2 separate regions of the Homo sapiens genome follow, and region 2 is linked to region 1. The links are chromatin loops, found by intact Hi-C in ENCODE. Cell type or tissue: HCT116. All regions are shown on one strand. Links, peaks and the distances in the headings refer to the core of each region. The heading gives the core; the rest is flanking DNA. Region 1 overlaps FTO (FTO alpha-ketoglutarate dependent dioxygenase). Region 2 has its middle 91 kb from the start of IRX5.

Region 1 (8,000 bases), core at 1-8,000:
TAAAATTGCAGAATTGAAATGAATAAATGTTTAACTAAATGCTTATAAAATGGAGCCTTATATCAGCTTCCAAAGTTGTTACAGTTTGTATGGAAAAAAATGTAATTTCTTCCTAACGAACCTCCTTGCTTCTTTCCCTGCCTTCTCTACTATATTTGAAAAGATTTTGTAAGTTGGAATTTGGAATTTCCAAGAATTCCCAAGTACTATCCAGTGATTGCTGAGAAATTATAATTAGTCATAAATGAGTTTCTCAAGGCCAAATAAATTCAAACGAAAAATCTTCTCAAATTATTTTGCATTGCAGAGAAACCTTTTAATGTGAAATATGAATACAATTTAATATGTTTATTTTGATGTTGAGTGAGGCCTTCAAAAGTAGCAGGATCATGGCCTACAGAGGTCTTAACATTCCTATTGTATGCAGACACATTTCAATTGCTTTGAAAAGGTGTATGTTGAAGGTAACTAAACACATTTTGCATTTCAAGCTCAGAAAATTTCCCCTTTAGATTCCCTTTTCTTTTCTCCTTTTATTTTCTAATAAAATATTTACTGCTGTGATATCCAAGAACATGAATGATACTGCATTGAATAACCCAGGTGCTTGGTCTGGTGGATGCCAGTGCCAGAGAAGAAAAGTGCCCTATTTTTTCAGTTATCATGTTTGAAGGCGAGGCTTTGGTCTGCCTTCTGAGTCATTCTTGGCTTCTTGGATGATAGATTTCTTAAATTCTTCTATTCTCCTAACTCAAGGCACTTCTGAATGGGTGTTTGCGAGACGTTGTTTGAAAAACCACTTATCGTGATGGATTTTTGTTCTTCTATTTTTTGCTCTCTTACACACTTTGCTGTTGTCCTGCCAATTGGAATTTGATTTGTTAATTACAAAAGCAAACTATCCAGGATGGCTCTAAAGGGACTTCGCTATAGGTTGGGGCTATGATAGAGACTTTCGCGAAAGGGATTGGCAATTAAGAAATATAGCAACTGCTTCTGATGATTAAACATTTCAAGCAACTCTGAAGGTAGAATGTGGGGAATCTCCAGAGAAGGAAGGAAATAGAGAGGGAACTAATATTTATAGTTACTCCTATAGTCATCTCCATCTCAGTACAGGACATCTTCATCCTTCCAGTTGTTCAGACCAAAAACCCTGGAAACATCCTTGACTTCGTCTTTCCCATTCCACATTTCACCCATCAGCAAATTCTGTTGCATCTGTCTTCAGAATATATTCAGAATCCAACCACTTCTTACAACGTCTCCTTCTGCCATCCTTCTCCAAGCCACTAGCATCACTCTCCTGGATCATCGCAATTTCTTCCTATCTAGTCTCCTTGCTTCTTTCCTTGCCTTTCCCTACATAGCAATCAAAGTTTAGTCTTCAAAACACAACAAAACAAATCTCTTTTCTGTTCAAACTCTTTTATGTTTCCTCAAAATGTTATACGTAGAGTTACCATATAACCCGGCAATTCCACTCCTAGTTACCCAAGAGAAATGACAATGTATGTCCACACAAAACCTGTACATGAATGTTCACAGCAGCGTTATTCATGATAGCCAAAAGTGGAAAAAACCCAAACGCCCATCAATGATGAATGTACAATTAAAATGTGGCATAACCATACAATGGAATATTATTTGTCAATAAAAAGAATGAAGTACTGGTACCATGCTATAAAATGGTTGAACTTTGAAACCATATGCTCCGTAAAAGAAGCCAGTGACAAAAGGCCACATATTACATGATTCCATGTACAGAATAGACAAATCCATAGAGACTGGAAATAGATTAGTGATTGCCAGGAGCTGGGGAGAGAGGAATGGGGAGTGACTGCTAATGGATGCAGGGTTTCTTTTTCTTTTGTGGTAGTGAAAATGTTCTGAAATTAAGTAGTGGTGACGATTGCATAACTCTATGAATATACTTTCTGGCTTGTATACTTTTTTGAAGGGGAAAATTGTGTGGTATGTTAACGATATCTCAATAAAGCTGCTATTACAACAAAAACAACTTCTTTGGCTTTCTTTCTGATCTTTTTCCCTGAATCGTTTCTGACCTCTTCCCCTACTCTTCTTCTCTTTCTTTTTAACCCACTCAGACTGGCCCCTATTTTGTTCCTCTAACAGGGCAAGTGCTTCCTGCCATGGGCCTTTGTATTTTCTCTTCTCTCTTTTTGTAGAACTTTCTTCCCCCAGGTATCTGCGTGGCTGGTTCACTTGCTTCCTTTAGCTCTCTATTTAAACATCCTATTCTCAGGAGACTTTCTCTGATTACCCGAAAATAGTACTCCCTACTTCATGGCCTGCTGGCGTTCTCTGTTTCTTTCATCCTGTTTTATTTTTCTCTGTATCATCAACATGTGATACACTGTTTTCTTGTTTGTTTTTTATCTGTCTTCCAACATTAAAATGTAAACTCCATGAGGCAGTAACTAGGCTTTGTTTGTGACTGTATCTGCAGTAATACATACCACACCTCTTTTCACTAGACCATTAGCTTGAGGAAGACATGGATTTCCTTGGCACTGGTGTTGAATTGGGACTAACTGTATTTGCAGGAGGAATATTCAGTGTGTCTATTAGATGCTACATTAGAAATCATCAGCTTGGAAGCAGTCTCCATGGGAAAAGTAATTTTGATTCAAAGGGTAGAATGGAACTACTCAGGTTACATGGTCTTTTATTGTCATATAAATCTTTGTACAGAGTTCCTACTTTTTAAACCATTAGCATTATGCTAATATACAAAGTTTGCTACTTTTCATATTTGTCTTACAGATTCAAAGCCTTTAGTTCTTTTCAGTCTTAATTTACCACCTGTCTGCTCTCTCCTTTTCTCCCTTGGAATGTTCTTAAGATTTAATTTTGAAGGAACTTTCTGTCAGATGATTATTGGTAAAGTAAAATGTATTTCTGGGAAGCAGCTGATTACTTGGGCCTTTGATTTATTTATTTATTTTTTTTTTTGAGGAGTTCATATTGCGATATACCTATTTGGTGGTTATTTAGAAAGGCCAAGGTAGGGAGAAAAAGGAAAGAATAAAATATATGTATGCTTTAAAAAAAAGCAAGCATTTAGTTTGGGGAGCCCTCCAAATGTGATTTCTTCTACTCCTGTTTTCCTGCTTCCAAGCATAGGTGGAAGATATTGTCAGTTTCTCTGAACTCCTAAGTTGAAATGTGCAAGTCACTAGGTGGCACTGAAGTATCATTCTCCACACAGCCACGCCATAGAACACTTTTGTTATCTTGCTCCAGCTGACTGGATTTCTAGGTGTCAGGGAAATTGTTTTATTGGTACAGGGCATAGTGTAATATATTCCTCTCCACCCTAGGCAGCTACTTAACGCCCTGAAACATGCACCTCTTGTGGTCATGGCCTGTTAACTATGCTTATTTGGTGTAATAATTAGCAGAATTTCTCACTAACAGGGGTACTTACCAACACCTCACATCTTCACTGTGTTTTTGTACGTGATGGATTGTACATTCTGTGGAGAAAGTTGGGAAGGTCAAAGCTTAACCTCTGCCTAACAGGACTAGTTTTCGCACATTTGTTCAGAATAGGTTTATATTAACTGGCTTTTGAGCTTCTTCAGACCAGAATTGTGTGTAACGTAAACATATTTGAGCTTTTATGTAAGGACCTAGTGAAGGTTTGTAAACACAACACTGTTAATTTTCCAACTCATAGAATGACAGAAAAATAAATGAATAGCTGCTGGAATAATTGGACGACACTTGTTACTCAGAACTGTGAGTGTTGGAAGCGTGTCATAGGAACAGTGGGCCTGCCACAAGCACCACATTTTAGGTTAAAATCGGAGAAGAAAATTACACATGGAATTTTAATTTTTTCCATGGTCGTAAGTTCGGCCCCATTTAATTCTTTGTGGTTTTTACAAGCCCTCTTAGGCTCCTAATATTTCTATAGCAACAATTTCAACGTTTATTTTAGAATGTGGTCAGAATTAACCGACAGAAGACCAAACAGGATAAAATAGGTTTAAAGCAGGAAATACTTTAGCTGGACCACTAACTTACCCTCTATGACCTTAGGCAAACTGTTTGCCGTCTCTGTGCTTTGATTCTCTCATTTCTTAAAATGGAGATTATAATACGCACCCTTGTGTGTCTCCTCCACCAGGTAAAAGTGAAACAATAACTTCTCAATATACCTTTGCTTATATTCAAAGCTCCAGGTAAATATAAGATGTTGCTATAATTACCTAAGAAAGCTAGGAAGATTTTTCTTTGTTGATTCCAAGGTGAGTTGTAGAAATTCCAGAAGATGGATTAATGTAGTCTGAGGGCTCAGACTTCTGCATCTGTGTAGATAGTACCTATTTTCATATACTGTGGCCTGGCTCTGTTTCTGGCCTGGCTCTGTTTCCAAGGTTTAAGTTCCATTCTTTTAACTGTGTATCAACTATTTTCACTTGGTTGTTCTACTTTTACTTAAACCCTTTATATATGTCTGGATTTAGTTGTAGGAAACAGAAACTATGTGAGATAGGGAAATAGGTTGATATAAAGTCATCAGGAGGACCAGAGAAATGGGCTGAAGGTGGAGCCTCCAGAGATGGGCTTCTGAAACAATATTACAGATTGGCTTGCCAGGGTAGCCGCTCATCTGTCACACTCGGGAAGGGCTAAGAATCAGGAGTCATTCCTAGAACTGTTGATTTGTAAGAACACACAACCATAGTTGTAGTTGGGATCAGGAAGGTACCACCATTACAACTGGCATTTGAGAACTACAAAGTGAATGGCCAGATTCTGGAATGTTATTGCCTCATGACTATGTTGCCTGCAGAAAAAGTTGAAACAGCAAGGTGATGGCCTCCATTTTATTTTTGACTTCTGATTCTCACATGCCGCCATTAAATTGGTGAAGCTTATTTCTCATCCAGAACTCCTAGCTGCAAAAGGGTCTGAGAAATAATAGTGTTTACCTTTTCATCCTCTGCACCATAGGAAGGCACAATAAGAGGAGATTGGAAGGGTGCTGAGTGCCACCATATCTACCTCTTCCCCCAGCATGTTTAAAATAAAATATCTTTACCTCCAACTCATATTGCATTTTCTGTCCAGCACAGCAACTAGCTTAGTGGGCCCTCAGTAGATGTGTTAATGACATTGACTTCCTTATTTCTTATATGGCCCCACCTTTCCTAGTCACGTGTCTTGGTACTATGTGAGATTTCAGATCCACCTGCCTACCTGTAACTCTTGATTCCTTTTCATTTCCATTGCTGTCTCCTTGTTCAGGTCCAGCTCCTGTCTGCCTGGGCTTTTGCAGTAGTCTCCTTATCTGGCTTTTGGTTTCTTTCACCGTAACCATATTATAAGTAGATTGGTGTTTAAAAATCAGAACAACAAATAACAAACATCCTTCCACTGTGCTCCTGTCCTTCTCAAAAGCTTTCTGAGGCTCCTCATTACATGCAGGATAGAATCCAGACTCCTTAGCTTGACTTTCAGGACCTTCCATAATCAGGGTGCAATCTATCATTCCAGGCTTATCTTTCATTTTCCCCCTGCTGGAACTGAATTTTAGCCAAAAGGTCTAATCACTGATGTCAGAGTGTCTTGTCCTTTACTAACTTTTCAGCTCTGCTATCCTTTTGCCTGCTTTTAATAGTCTGTTTTCTTTCTCATTTGTTTATTCCTTTGATCACTTAGGCACAGAGTTTTTTTCTCCTTTCTTCATACTTATAGCATGGTTTACTAAGGCATTTTAATTTTATTACCTATATCGTTAGTTTTCTTTTTATGACTATATACTCTCCGCTCCTTTTTATGTCGACAATGTAAATATTTGTTGTGGATTGATTTGTTGATTTTTCATGGTTTAGACATCTACTTGCTTGGGAAAAAGGGGATGGTGGAGGGTCAATCTGGGGGCTGAAGCGGTACTCTAGCTGTGTGATTTTGTCTTTTTGATTACTACTGAAATTAACTATTTGCTTTGAGCAAACTAATGCTGAGTTTTGTGGATTTAGTGTTTGAAAAGGGCCCTGAGAGGGAAAACCCTGGAGTTGAGCTCCTTATCCCCGTTTGCCAGGCTGGATGAGCTCCATGTCCATACCACTGCATTGCAGTTTGCTGAAGTGTGTGTTGTGAAATAGCAATGGAATTTGTCTGTGGTTTCTTGCCAGCGAGGAGGAGGAAGAAGGATTCTGAGTAAATCAGACATGTAAATTAGTAAGGCCCATGGGCCTTAAGCGAATTACACAATAAAGCCCAAAGAAATTCACTTTGGCTTCTTTCTGCTTTTTGTGTGTGTGAGAAGGCAGCTATTATGTGTTTGCTTTAGGCCAGAGGTTCACAAATTTTTTGGCTTCAGAACCCTTTTATACTCCTAAAAATTGTTGAGGACTCAAAAAGCTTTTGTTTATATGGGTTAAACCTATCAATATTTACTGTACTGGGAACTAAAACAGGAACTTTTAAAAGCCTTTATTGATTTAAAAATAGCAAAACCCCTTCATTACAAGTTAATGTAACATTTTTTATGAAAAATAACTCTTTTCCAATGTAAAAAATTAGCAAGAAGTGTGCCATTGTTTTACTTTTCTGCACATCTCTTTACTGTCTAGCTTGATGCTTGATTCTTATACTTTTTTGTTTAGTTGTTGAAATATGTTGTTTTGGTTGAAGTATATGAACAAAATCTGGCCTCAGACATTAATGGAAAAAGGGAGTATTTTAATTGCTTCTTCAGCTATTAAATGTAGATATTCTTCTTTGATATTATTCCAAAACTTGTCAAGTGATAGCTTCTATTTTAAAACATTTTTGTTTTTAATTGACAATAATTATCTATATTTATGGGGCATGCTGTGATGTTCCATGTACACATTGTGGCATGATTAAATCAAGCTAATTAACATATCTGTCACCACACATACTTATTATTTCTTTGTGGTGAGAATACTTAAAATCTACTATTTTAGCAAATTTGAAATATACATTACTGTTTACTAGTCAGCATGCTGTGCAACAGATCACTAGAACTTAGGTCTCCTGTCAAACTGAATTTTTTACCCTTTGACTAACATCTCCCCTTTCTCTGCTCTATCCCACCAAACTCTGGCAATTACTGTTCTGCTCTCTACTTCTATGAGTTTGACTTTTTTAGATTCCATATTTTAGGGAGATCTGTACCTGGCTTATTTCACTTAGCATAATGCCCTCTAGATTCAAGATTCATCCATGTTGTCACAGATGACAGAATTTCCTTTTGTAAGGCTGAATATTATTCCATTTTCTTTAGACAAGTGATAATATCTTAAAGCTTACTTGCAGTGTGGAATCCGAAGCTATCTCAATTAACTTTTCTTACTTTGTTATATTAAAATCTGTTGATCTCTTTTGCACTTTGAATGCATCTTTTACATTCAAATGATTTTGTAACATTACGTTTTGATCATTTGGAAAATTATCATGTCACTGAGTTATACAGATCTTCCAAATGTTGATGCATTTCATTATACAGTGTAAAAAAAGGTCACACTCATCAGTATCACCACTGATCTTATACAAGTTTTTAAGTATTGAAAAGCCCCAAGCTCAAGGTAGCAAATACAAATTTTCTAAATTTCTGATTTTTCTTGACAACCTGAAGTTTATCATTGGCAGCAAATATGGTCAGTTGTTTTTCTTGAAGTGGCAAGCTCACTTGATTAATTGTTGAGAAAAAGTCTGCCAAATACTCAAGTCCGATTAACCAGAAAAATGTCAGTCAGCTATTTTTTCAAGTAAAAATGGTGTTCCATGGGGCAAATTCAGCCCAGAACTCAAATCACACATGTACTTTTGTTTGAGACAACCATTTTACTTTAGTATTTATCAGAAGTACTTTATGTATGTTTACTATTTTGTCACACAGTATAGTAAAAAGATAGCTACTTAAAGCTCAAGATTTAATAGAATTAATAATTTTTCCTGCTTCACCAAGGACATGCTTAAGTGAAACTAACTTCCTT
Region 2 (11,258 bases), core at 1,350-9,349, 1.2 Mb after region 1:
CAGGCCTGTCTTTACTGCGAAGCCCTGCTCGGTCCTCACCCCGAGGTTGGACTTATCCTCATCTTTTCTCCTCCACCCTAATTTTTAACCGATGTGATCCTCTCTTTAGAAAGGGCTTCCCTTCCTCTCCATCCCCAGGAAAGGGGGAGCATAGTGTCTCGGGTGGTGGTGCCTACTGGGACTCATTTTGAGCCAACATGGAGCACTTCAAACGCGCTCCTTCCCAAGAAGCACACTGTTCATGGAAATTAAACACTCTGAGCAGGTGTCTGTCCATGCCTGCCCCTCTCAGGAGAGAGGGGCAGGGACTGCATGGGAGCTGAAATAAATGGTGGCAAATAAACCTCGGCACCCGTTAGCGACAGCTCCCAGAATTTAAAGGGACACGTAATCACTCCTAATACACATCCGGGGCAGAGAGCCAGATGTCGCTGATGGCGAAGAGCATTGTTGGCAGGGAGAGGAGCGTGCAGCCCCCAGCTCCCACTGACAGAGCTTGGGCCCGCTTCCCAAAGCATCTGTGTACTAACCCCAGCATCTTCCTCTTCCTCACTGTTATCATCACCAAGATGCCTACTTTGTCCAGACTCAGATCTGTGCCCCTGGCTCCATGCAAGGAGTCTTCATGGACCAGCTCATTTAAGCCTCTCAATAACCCAATCCAGTGGGAGCTGTCATCCCCATTTTGCAGATGAAGAAACTGAGGCTCAGAGAGGAGGAAAACTTGCCCAAAATTGTACACTAATTTGGGGAAGAGATGGAAAGCTTGGTGTATGCAGGCTTGGGCTGCTCATTGTCCCAGGGCACATTGTCCTGGGAGGGTGAGCACATGGGAGCAGGGGCTGGTCACCCTAAGCTGCCCCCTCAGCCTCAGTATAACTTGCTTAAGGAGGGTGGGGCTGGGACATGCCAACCCCTGGGTCCTGTCTCTCCTGCAGCACAGTGTTGCTGGGACAGACCGGGTAGGAAGCCCTAGAGAATCATATTCACCTGGGCCTATTAGGGGACATGGTTGTTAGCTCTGACCTGTGACTTGAGGGGCTCTGGGAAGGGGCTTCTGCTTCTGGATATCTTTCCTGAGGGATCCCAAGGGGGCACCAATGCCAAGTTGCTCTACTGGGTTAATCATCGCTTCTCTTGGCTCCTCTTTGAAAAAGCAATGAGTCTGGAGACACGGTTAGTCTCTGCCACCTTGCAGTGAGTTAATTTGCATTGACAGAAGCCTGAGGGCAGCATGGAAGCTCCTGGGCCCCTGGTAAAAACGAGGATGTGTGCCAAGAGGAAGGGAACAGACCTTCCCTGCATGTCTGGAAAGAAGGCTCTCAAGTTTGCCTTGGGGGCCGAAGCCCAAGCAGTAACAGTCACAAAAGACCACCTATTATATGATCCCATTAACAGGAAATGACCAGAAGAGGCAAAGCCACAGACACGGAAGTAGATTCGTGGTCGCCAGGGCCTGGGGAAAGTGGAATGAGGGGAGGAGTACGGGGGCAGAGATGAGGGGGGCATGGCTAAGGGGAATGGAGTTTCTTTTTGGGGTAATAAAAATCTAAAATTGATTGTCGTGATATGAATATACCAAAAACCTTTAAATTGTATACTTTAAATGGGTGAATCGCATAGCATGTGAATTACATCTTAATAAAGCTGTCATATTTAAACAGCCCTAACCCTCTCCTCTTCCGTCTATACACACACACACACACACACACACACACACACACACACACACACACACACAAACACACACACATAGAGCCCACAGGGCTAGGCCTGGGTAGTCTCAGGCGATTAGATCAGCTCAGGATGAACCCTGTTTTATGCAGATATTAGGACCAGTGGCTGAAGCAGTACTCAAAATAGGTCTAGAAGGACAAGAAGAACAGCTCAGAGAAATTAGGTTCAGGAAGCAGGAGTGGCTCACCCAAAGCTACGCAGCACATATGGACTTGAACTTGGACCCCATCTATGTACCCGCAGCTCTTCCTGTGACCCCAGGTGGGCCTGCCTCACCTGGACCTCAACCAAGACCTCATTAGATTTCCCACCAGGTACTTAAGCCTAAAAGAGCCAAGGGTGTCACGCCAGTAAGCCCAGCACATTGGAAGGCCAAGGTGGGCGGATCACTTGAGGTCAGGAGTTCGAAACCAGCTTGGCCAATGTGGGGAAACCCCATCTTTACTAAAAATACAAAAATTGGCCGATTGTGGTGGCAGGAGCCTGTAATTCCAGCTACTTGGGAGGCTGAGGAAAAGAGTTGCTCGAACCTGGGAGACGAAGGTTGCAGTGAGCCGAGATCGCGCCACTGCACTCCAGCCTGGGAGATAAGAGTGAAACTCTGTCAAAAAAAAAAAAAAATGCCATGGGTAGGGAGAGGGGTCCATTCCAGCATTCCAGGCCTTGCTTCTTAGGAACGGGGTCAGTACAATGCCGATCTCCATCTTGCCAATGGAAAGAAAGGCAGCTTCGAGGAGTGAAAAGTTCCCACTCTGGCAGGGGCAGAGGTAGAATTTGGCAGGGGCAGAGGTAGAATTTGAACCCAGGTCCCTCGGCCTCTAAATGTCATGCAGCAGAGTTTCCTCTCTGGCCAAGAGGTTGCAGGCAGTGGCCTGCGTCACGCCCTCCCTTCCCCGGGCACTGCACCCACTCCGGGCCCTTTTGAAGGTGGCTATAAGTGGCTCCCGTTGGCGTGTGGGCCTGTCTGGGTGGGTAAGTAAGTGGCTTTGGTGACGAACGGGATGTCGGCCCTTCCCCCGTGCTATGTTTAGAAAGGTGTCAGCCCCAAAGTGGCCCGTCTCGGCGGTCACCCAGAAGGTAATCACGAGTGTCTCTAAAACCCCATCTGTGACCTTTCTGCACTCAGACACGGGGGCCGCCAGCATCACCGGGCAGTGTGCGATGCGGCATGGCCCGCTGGCTTGTCCGGGAATGTGGCGTCCCCCAGACTGGGCAGAGGAGGAACCCAGGCAGAGGGCAGAGGCTCGGGAAAATGGGGCGTTCCCTCCCATTCCTTCTCCAAGTACTCCTGAGGTCCTATGAGAGAACTCATGTGGAGAAGCCTCGGTGATCTTGTGTGCTGGCACACACACTCATGCACACAGACTCACACACACATTCACCGCCCAACACACATAAACCATACTCTCATACTTACACACACCACACACACACACACACTCATACACTCATCACACACCCACACACACACCACTCACATGCTCATACACACGCTCACACACACCACGCTCACACATACACATATTCACACATACCACACTCACATACACACTCGTATTCATACACACTCATGCGCACACAACACAATGCACTCACACACACCATATACACACACACACCACACATACGCATGCACACATGCTTATACACTCACCACACATACACCACACACACACCAAACTCACACACCGCACTCACATACATACGACACACAGTCACACATCACACACACCAGTCACATACTCACACCCCACACACACTCACACCCCACACACACACCAAACACACATACACACACCACACACACTCACCACACTCACACATACACATACACACACCACAGTCTCACACTGACCAAACTCACACCACACTCACATACACGCACACCACACACCCACACACACTCGCACCACACACCCACATACCACACATACACCCCACACACACCCATACATTCACACACACCACACATTCACTCACACATCACACACTCATACACTCACAAACACCACACACCACACACACACATCACAACACTCTCACACACACATACACACACCACACTGCCACTTATGACACACTTACACACACACCTGTATGCTCACACATGTTCCCAGGCACACTCTCATACACTCTCACCCATACACTCACACCCATGTGCTCACACACATGCGCACACACACACCCCCACACAGTCTTTAGGCATCAGTTTCCTCATAGAGTGGGGAAAGGAGGAGTTTAAAGTACATTTTACACAGCCCTTAGTATCTCAAATGCTTGATTAAAATTTCTTCTTTTTATATGGTTGGAAGTATTTAAGAAACTATAATAAAAACAAAATTTTTATTTACAAAAAATAAAAACAAGCAAAAGGTATGTTAAGGTATGTTTCCCAATTTAAACCTACTGGAGATCATTGAGGCATTATTATGTGCTGCCAAATAACTTTTTTTGGGGTGTGTGTGGGGGTGCAGGCTTTAAAATAATATTTCTCCATGTCTTTGTTTAATTGATGTATATACTGAGATTACAAATTGAATTGTTAATAGAAGAATAAAACTGTTATCACTTGAAACTATTTTTCAGTGTGAATCAGAATGTGCTTCTGAATGAAGTGCAGGAAAAACAAATACTGAAGGGAATTACATATTGAGGCTGGCAAGACCCTGAATGAGGCCTTTGAAATTCCTAGTTTCAAATTTTGGCATTCATCCAGGGGTGTTATTCAAAATACTATAGCACTAGAAATGTCAAATTAGAATGGATTATGGCCTCCATGCTGCAGCTGGGTCCCAGGGTCCCTATCCTGTGCCAGGCATGAACCATTGAGATGCTGGGTTGTAGAGATGAGGGTTGATGGGGGAAGAAGTGAGGGTTTAAAATAGATGGGGCACTGGGGGCTAGTTACGAATCAGGTATGGAAGTATTTAAATATTTTAGCAACTAGCAAGCTGTATCAGCACACACGAGGTGAATGTCCAGCCTGCATTCATTCAAGTGACTTTTCTTTTCTTAGTGATCTTTATCCTTATGAGTAATCTCTGCCTTTTAATTAGAGTGTTTAGTCCATCAACGTTTAATGAAAGTATTGGATATAGTTCGATTGAGTTCTACCACTTTATTATTTGTTTTCTCTGACCCTTGGGTTTTGTTTTCCTGTCCCTCTTTTTGCCTTCTTTTGTGTTATTCAAATATATTTTTAGAATTCAATTTTAACTTATCTATTGTCTTTTTAGCTATATATACCTTTTAGAATCACATTTTTAAGTGGTTGCTCTAAGCATTTCAACATAATCCTTGCTATTGTGTAAATGTTTCTGCCGCCTCAAAATCCATATGTTGATATCCCAATCCCCCAAAAGATGGTATTAGGAGGTGGGGCTTTGAGAGGTAATTAGATCATGAGGGTTCTGCCCTCATGATCAGGATTAGTGTCCTTATAAAAAAGACCTCTGAGGAAGATCACTTGAGCCTAGGAGGTTGAGGCTGCAGTGAGCTGTGTTCATGCCACTGCACTCTAGCCTGGGAAACAGAGCCAGATCCTGTCTCAAAAAAAAAAAAATTATTGAATGTTTTTGCTCACCATTATGTAGGCATAGCTACTGCCCAACACATGGTAGGACTACAGGCTGTGTGGGAGCCGGGTGAAGCCTGTGACTGCCGGCTTTCCCCTACTTTTCTTGTGTCCTGTATGACTCAGCAGGGCAACCATAATCTCCCTGGAAATATAACCACATTGGACTTGAAACCACACCCCCAATCCCCACAACAGCTGCAGCAAGCCCCGCCCAAGGAGAGACAGAGCTCAGACATACTTATCCCTGCCCCCAGCTGGTGGTCTTTCTCTACCCACCCTGGTAGCCAAAGACAAAGGTCATAATCTCTTGGGAGCTCTATGGCCCTGCCGACCAGCTAAGAAACCTGAATAAGAAACTTGACCAGGTGTCCCTAGGGCAAGTTTGCATCCTCCCTATAGGACCACAGCTGATGGGCTTTTGAAAGCGCCACCTCCTGGCTGCAGGCTACTCAATACCAAACCAGTGCTCTAAACAAAAACACAACCAAGGACCCTTACAGAGTCCACTTCACCCCCCTGTTAACTCCAGGGGAGCAGGTGCTGGTATCCACGGATTAATTAGACCTCAATCTAACTATATTCAATACTTTTATCCACAGATACCAGCACCTGCTCCAGTGGAGGTAGCAGGGGAGTGCAAGACCCGAAGACCGATCACATCACAGGACTCTTTGCCGACACTCCCCAGTACCAGCCTGGAGACTGGTAGCTCCGCTGGGTGGGATTCAGAAAAGCAAAAACAATCACTACAGTTTGGTTCTCAGGAAGCCCCATTCCTAGGGGAAGGGGGAGAACACAACATCAATGGAGCACCTCGTGGGACTAAAGAATCTGAACAGCAGCCCTTGAATCCCAGATATTCTCTCTGACATGTCTACCAAAATGAGAAGGAATCAGAAAAACAATTCTGGTAATATGACAAAACAAGGTTCTTTAACACCCCCAAAAGACCAGCTAACCAGTAATGGATCCAAACCAAGAAGAAATCTGTGAATTGCCAGAAAAGGAATTCAGGAGGTCAATTATTAAGCTAATCAAGAAGGCACCAGAGAAAGGTGAAGTCCAAATTAAAGAAATAAAAAATAATACAGAATATGAATGGGAAACTCTTCAGTGAAATAGCATAAATGAAAAAACATTCACAGCTTCTGGAAATCAAGGACATATTTAGGGAAATGGAAAATGCACTGGAAAGTCTCAGGAATAGTATCAAACAAGCAGAAGAAAGAACTTCAGAGCTCAAAGACAAGGCTTTTGTATTAATCCAATCCATCAAAGACAAAGAAAAATGAATTTTAAAAAATGAACAAAGCCTCCAATAAGTTTGGGACTATGTTAAACATCCAAACCTAAGAATAATTGCTGTTCCTGAGGAAGAAGAGAAATCTAACAGTTTGGAAAAAAAAAATATATATATATATTTTATATATATTATATATAATACGTATTATATATATATTTTATATAATACGTATTATATATAATATATATATATATATATATATAGACGAAGTCTCACTCTGTTGCCCAAGCTGGAATGCAGTGGTGCGATCTCGGTTCACTGCAACCTCCACCTCCTGGATTCAAGTAATTCTCCTGCCTTAGCCTCCCAAGCAGCTGGGACTACAGACACACGCCACCATGCCCGGCTAATTTTTGTATTTTTAGTGGAGATAGGGTTTCACTATGTTGGCCAGGCTGGTCTTGAACTCCTGACCTCATGATCCACCCACCTTGGCCTCTCAAAGTGCTGGGATTACAGGCATGAGCCACCAATAGCAGCCTGGAAAACATGTTTGAGGGAGTAATTGAGGAAAACTTCCCTGGCCCTGCTAGAGAGCTAGACATCCAAATATAAGAAGCTCAAAGAACATTGGGGAATTCATTGCAAAAAGATCTTCATCTAGACAAATAGTCATCAGGTTATCTAAAGTCAAGATGAAGGAAAGAATCTTAAGAGCCATGAGGCAAAAGCATCAGGTAACCTATAAAGAAAACCTGTAAGATTAACAGCAGATTTCTCAGCAGAAACCGTACATGCTGAAGGGATTGTGGTCCTATTTTTAGCCTCCTTAAACAAATCAATTGTCAGCCACGAATTTCGTATCCACTGAAACTAAGCTTTATAAATGAAGGAAAGATACAATCTTGTCCAGACAAACAAATGCTGAGAGAATTTGCCACTACCAAGCCAGCACTACAAGAACTGCTACAAGGCACTCTAAATCTTGAAACAAATCCCCAAAATACACCAAAATAGAACCACTTTAAGGCATAAATATCACCGGACCTATAGAACAATAACACATTTTTTAAAAAGGGTATTTGGGCAACAAATAGCATGATAAATAGAATAGTACCTCACACCTCAATATTAACATTGAATTTTAAATGGCCTAAATGCTCTACTTAAAAGATACAGAAAGGCAGAATGGATAAGAATTCACCAGCCAAATTTCTGCTGTCTTCAGAAGACTCAACAACACATAAGGACTCACATAAACTTAAGGTAAAGGGGTGGAAAAAGCTATTCCATGAAAATGGACATCAAAAGCAAGCAGGTGTAGCTATTCTTATATCAGACAAAACAAACTTTAAAGCAACAGCAGTTAAAAAAAACAAAAAGGGACATGATATAATGATAAAAGGTCTAGTCCAACAGGACAATATCACAATTCTAAATATATATGCACCTAACACTGGAGCTCCCTAATTTATAAAACAAGTACTACTAGACCTAAGAAATGATATAGATGGCAATGCAATAATAGTAGGGGGCTTTAATACTCTACTGACAACGCTAGACAGGTCATCAAGACAGAAAGTCAACAGAGAAACAATGGACTTTATACCCTACAACAAATGGGCTTAACAGATATTTACAGAACATTCTATCCAACAACTGCAGGATATATATTCTATTCATCAGCACATGGAACATTCTCCAAGATAGACCATATAATACCAAAACAATGCTCAGTAAATTTAAGAAATTATATCAAGTACTCTTTAAGACCACAGTAGAATAAAATTGGAAATCAGCTCCAAAAGGAGCCAAGACCATGCAATACCTGGAAATTAAATAACCTGCTCCTGAATGATTGTTGAGTCAACAATGAAATCAAGATGAAAATTAAAAGTTTATTTGAACTGAATGATAATAGTGACACAACCTATCAAAACCTCTGGGGTACAGCAAAAGTGGTGCTAAGAGGAAAGTTCATAGCATCAAATGCCTATATCAAAAAGTCTGAAAGAGCACAAATAGAGAATCTAAGGTCACACTTCATGGAACTGGAGGAACAAAAACAATCCTAATCCAAACCAGCAGAAGAAAACAAATAACGAAGATTAGAGCAGAAATAAATGAAATTGAAAAAAATACAAAAGATGAATGAAACAAAAAGCTAGTTCTTTGAAAAGATAAATAAAATTGATAGACCATTAGCAAGATTAACCAAGAAAAGAAGGGAGGAAATTCAAATAAGCTCAATTAGAAACAAAACAGGAGATATTACAACTGATACCACAGAAATACAAAAGATTATTCAAGGCTACAGTGAACACCTTTACATAAACTCTAAAACCTATGAGATTAATAAATTCCAGGAAATATGCAACCATCCTAGATTAAACCCGGAAGATATAGAATCTCTGAACAGACCAATAACAAGCAGTGAGATTGAGATGGCAATAAAAAAATTGCCAACAAAAAAAAGTCCAGGACAAGACAGATTCACAGCTGAATTCTACCAGACATTCAAAGAAGATTTAGTACCAATCCTATTGACACTATTCCAAAAGATAGAGAAAGAGGGAATCTTCCCTAAAACATTGTGTGAAGCCAGTATCACCCTGATACCAAAACCAGGGAAGAAAATAACAAAAAAAAGGAAACTACAGACCAATATCCCTAATGAACATAGATGTAAAAATCCTCAACAAAATACTAGCAAACCAAATCCAACAGCGTGTCAAAAAGAGAATCCACCATGATCAAGTGGGTTTCATTACCATGGATGCAGGGGTGGTTTAACATACCTAAGTCAATAAATGTGATACACCACATAAACAGAATTATTAATAAAAACAAAAATTACATGATCATTTCCATAGATACAGAAAAAGCATTTGACAAAATCTAGCATCTGTTTATCATTAAAACCCTCAGCAGAATCAGCATAGAAGGGACATACCTTAAGGTAATAAAAGTCATCTACAACAAACCCACAGTCAACATTGTATTGAACAGGGAAAAGTTGAAAGCATTCTCCCTGAGAACTGGAACAAGACAAGGATGCTAACTTTCACCACTTTTATTCAACATTGTACTGGAAATCCTAGTCAGAGCAATCAGAGAAGAGAAAGAAATAAATGGCATCCAAATCAATAAAGAGGAAGTCAAACTGTTGCTGTTTGCGGATGATATAATCATATACCTAGAAAACCCTAAAGACTCATTCAAAAAGCTTCTAGAACTGGTAAGTGAATTCAGCAATGTTTCAGAATACAAAATTAATGTACATAAATCAGTAGCTCCGCTATATACCAACAGCAACCAGGCTGAGAATAAAATCAGAACTCAGCCCCTTTCACAATAGCTGCAAAAAATAAAATAAAATACTTAGGAATATACCTAACCAAGGAAGTGAAAGCCCTCTACAAGGAAAAGTACAAAACACTGATAAAAGAAATCATAGAGGACACAAACAAATGGAAACACACCCCATGCTCATGGATGGATAGAATCAATATTGTGAAAATGACCATAGTGCCAAAAACAATCTACAAATTCAATGCAATTCCCATCAAAATACCACCATCATTCTTCACAGAACTAGAAAAAACAATCCTAAAATTCATATGGAATCACAAAAGAGCCCGCACAGCCAAAGCAAGACTAAGGAAAAAATAAAAAATAAAAACCCAAAGAAACAAATCTGGAGGCATCACATTACCTGACTTCAAACTATACTATAAGGCCATAGTCACCAAAACAGCATGGTACTGGTATAAAAATAGGCACATAGACCAATGGAACAGAATAGAAAACCCAGAAATAAAGCCAAATACTTAGAGCCAACTCATCTTCAACAAAGCAAGCAAAAACATAAAATGGGGAAAGGACACCGTATTCAACAAATGATGTTGGAATAATTGGCAAGCCACATGTAGAAGAATAAAACTGGATCCTCATCTCTCACCTTATACAAAAATCAACTCGAGGCCAGGTGCAGTCGCTCATGCCTGTAATCCCAGCAATTTGGGAGGCTGAGGTGGTTGGATTACCTGAGGTCAGGAGTTCGAGACTAGCCTGGCCAACATGGCAAAACCCCATTTCTACTAAAAATAAAGAAAAAAAATTAGCCAGGCATGGTGGCATGTGCCTGTAATCCTAACTACTCAGGAGGCTGAGGCAGGAGAATAGCTTGAACCCAGGAGGCAGAGATTTCAGTGAGCTGAGATCATGCCACTACACTCCAGCCTGGGCAACAGAGCAAAACTCTTCTCAAAAAAAAAAAAAATCAACTAAAGATGGGTCAAAGACTTAAATCTAAGACCTGAAACCATAAAGATTCTAGAAGTTAACATGGGAAAAACCCTTCTAGACATTGGCTTAGGCAAAGACTTCATGACCAAGAGCCTAAAAGCAAATGCAACAAAAATGGAGATAAATAGATGAGACTTAATTAAAGTAAAAAGCTCTGCACAGCAAAAGAAATAATCAGCAGAGTTAACAGACAACCCACAGGGTGGGAGAAAATCTTCACAATCTATACATCCCACAAAGGACTAATATCCAGAATCTATAAAGAACTCAAACAAATCAGCAAGAAAAAAAAATCCCATCAAAGAGTGGACTAAGGACATGAATAGACAATTCTCAAAAGAAGATATACAAATGTCCAAGAAGCATATGGGAAAATGCACAACATTACTAATT

What was found. Hi-C counts contacts between places; a loop is a spot of excess contacts. Peaks named below come from ENCODE experiments on the same cell type or tissue, not always from the same donor. Only the 100,000 strongest peaks of a DNase experiment are listed, where the experiment ranks them.
Region 2: it touches region 1 in a loop (3-fold over the local background); 2 of 110 quality-filtered maps call a loop at or near these places.

Annotation. Positions count from the first base shown.
Region 1 is chr16:53,770,129-53,778,128 of GRCh38, forward strand. All of the region lies in intron 1 of FTO (FTO alpha-ketoglutarate dependent dioxygenase), which reads left to right. Among named protein-coding and RNA genes, the nearest start is that of FTO, 70 kb to the left of the region's middle. In HCT116, for the core only: a CTCF peak has its summit at 3,211 (motif pointing right); a DNase peak (open chromatin) is centred at 3,213.
Region 2 is chr16:55,016,275-55,027,532 of GRCh38, forward strand. No RefSeq gene overlaps it. Among named protein-coding and RNA genes, the nearest start is that of IRX5, 91 kb to the left of the region's middle. In HCT116, for the core only: a CTCF peak has its summit at 5,752 (motif pointing left); a DNase peak (open chromatin) is centred at 5,467; H3K27ac peaks cover 552 bases.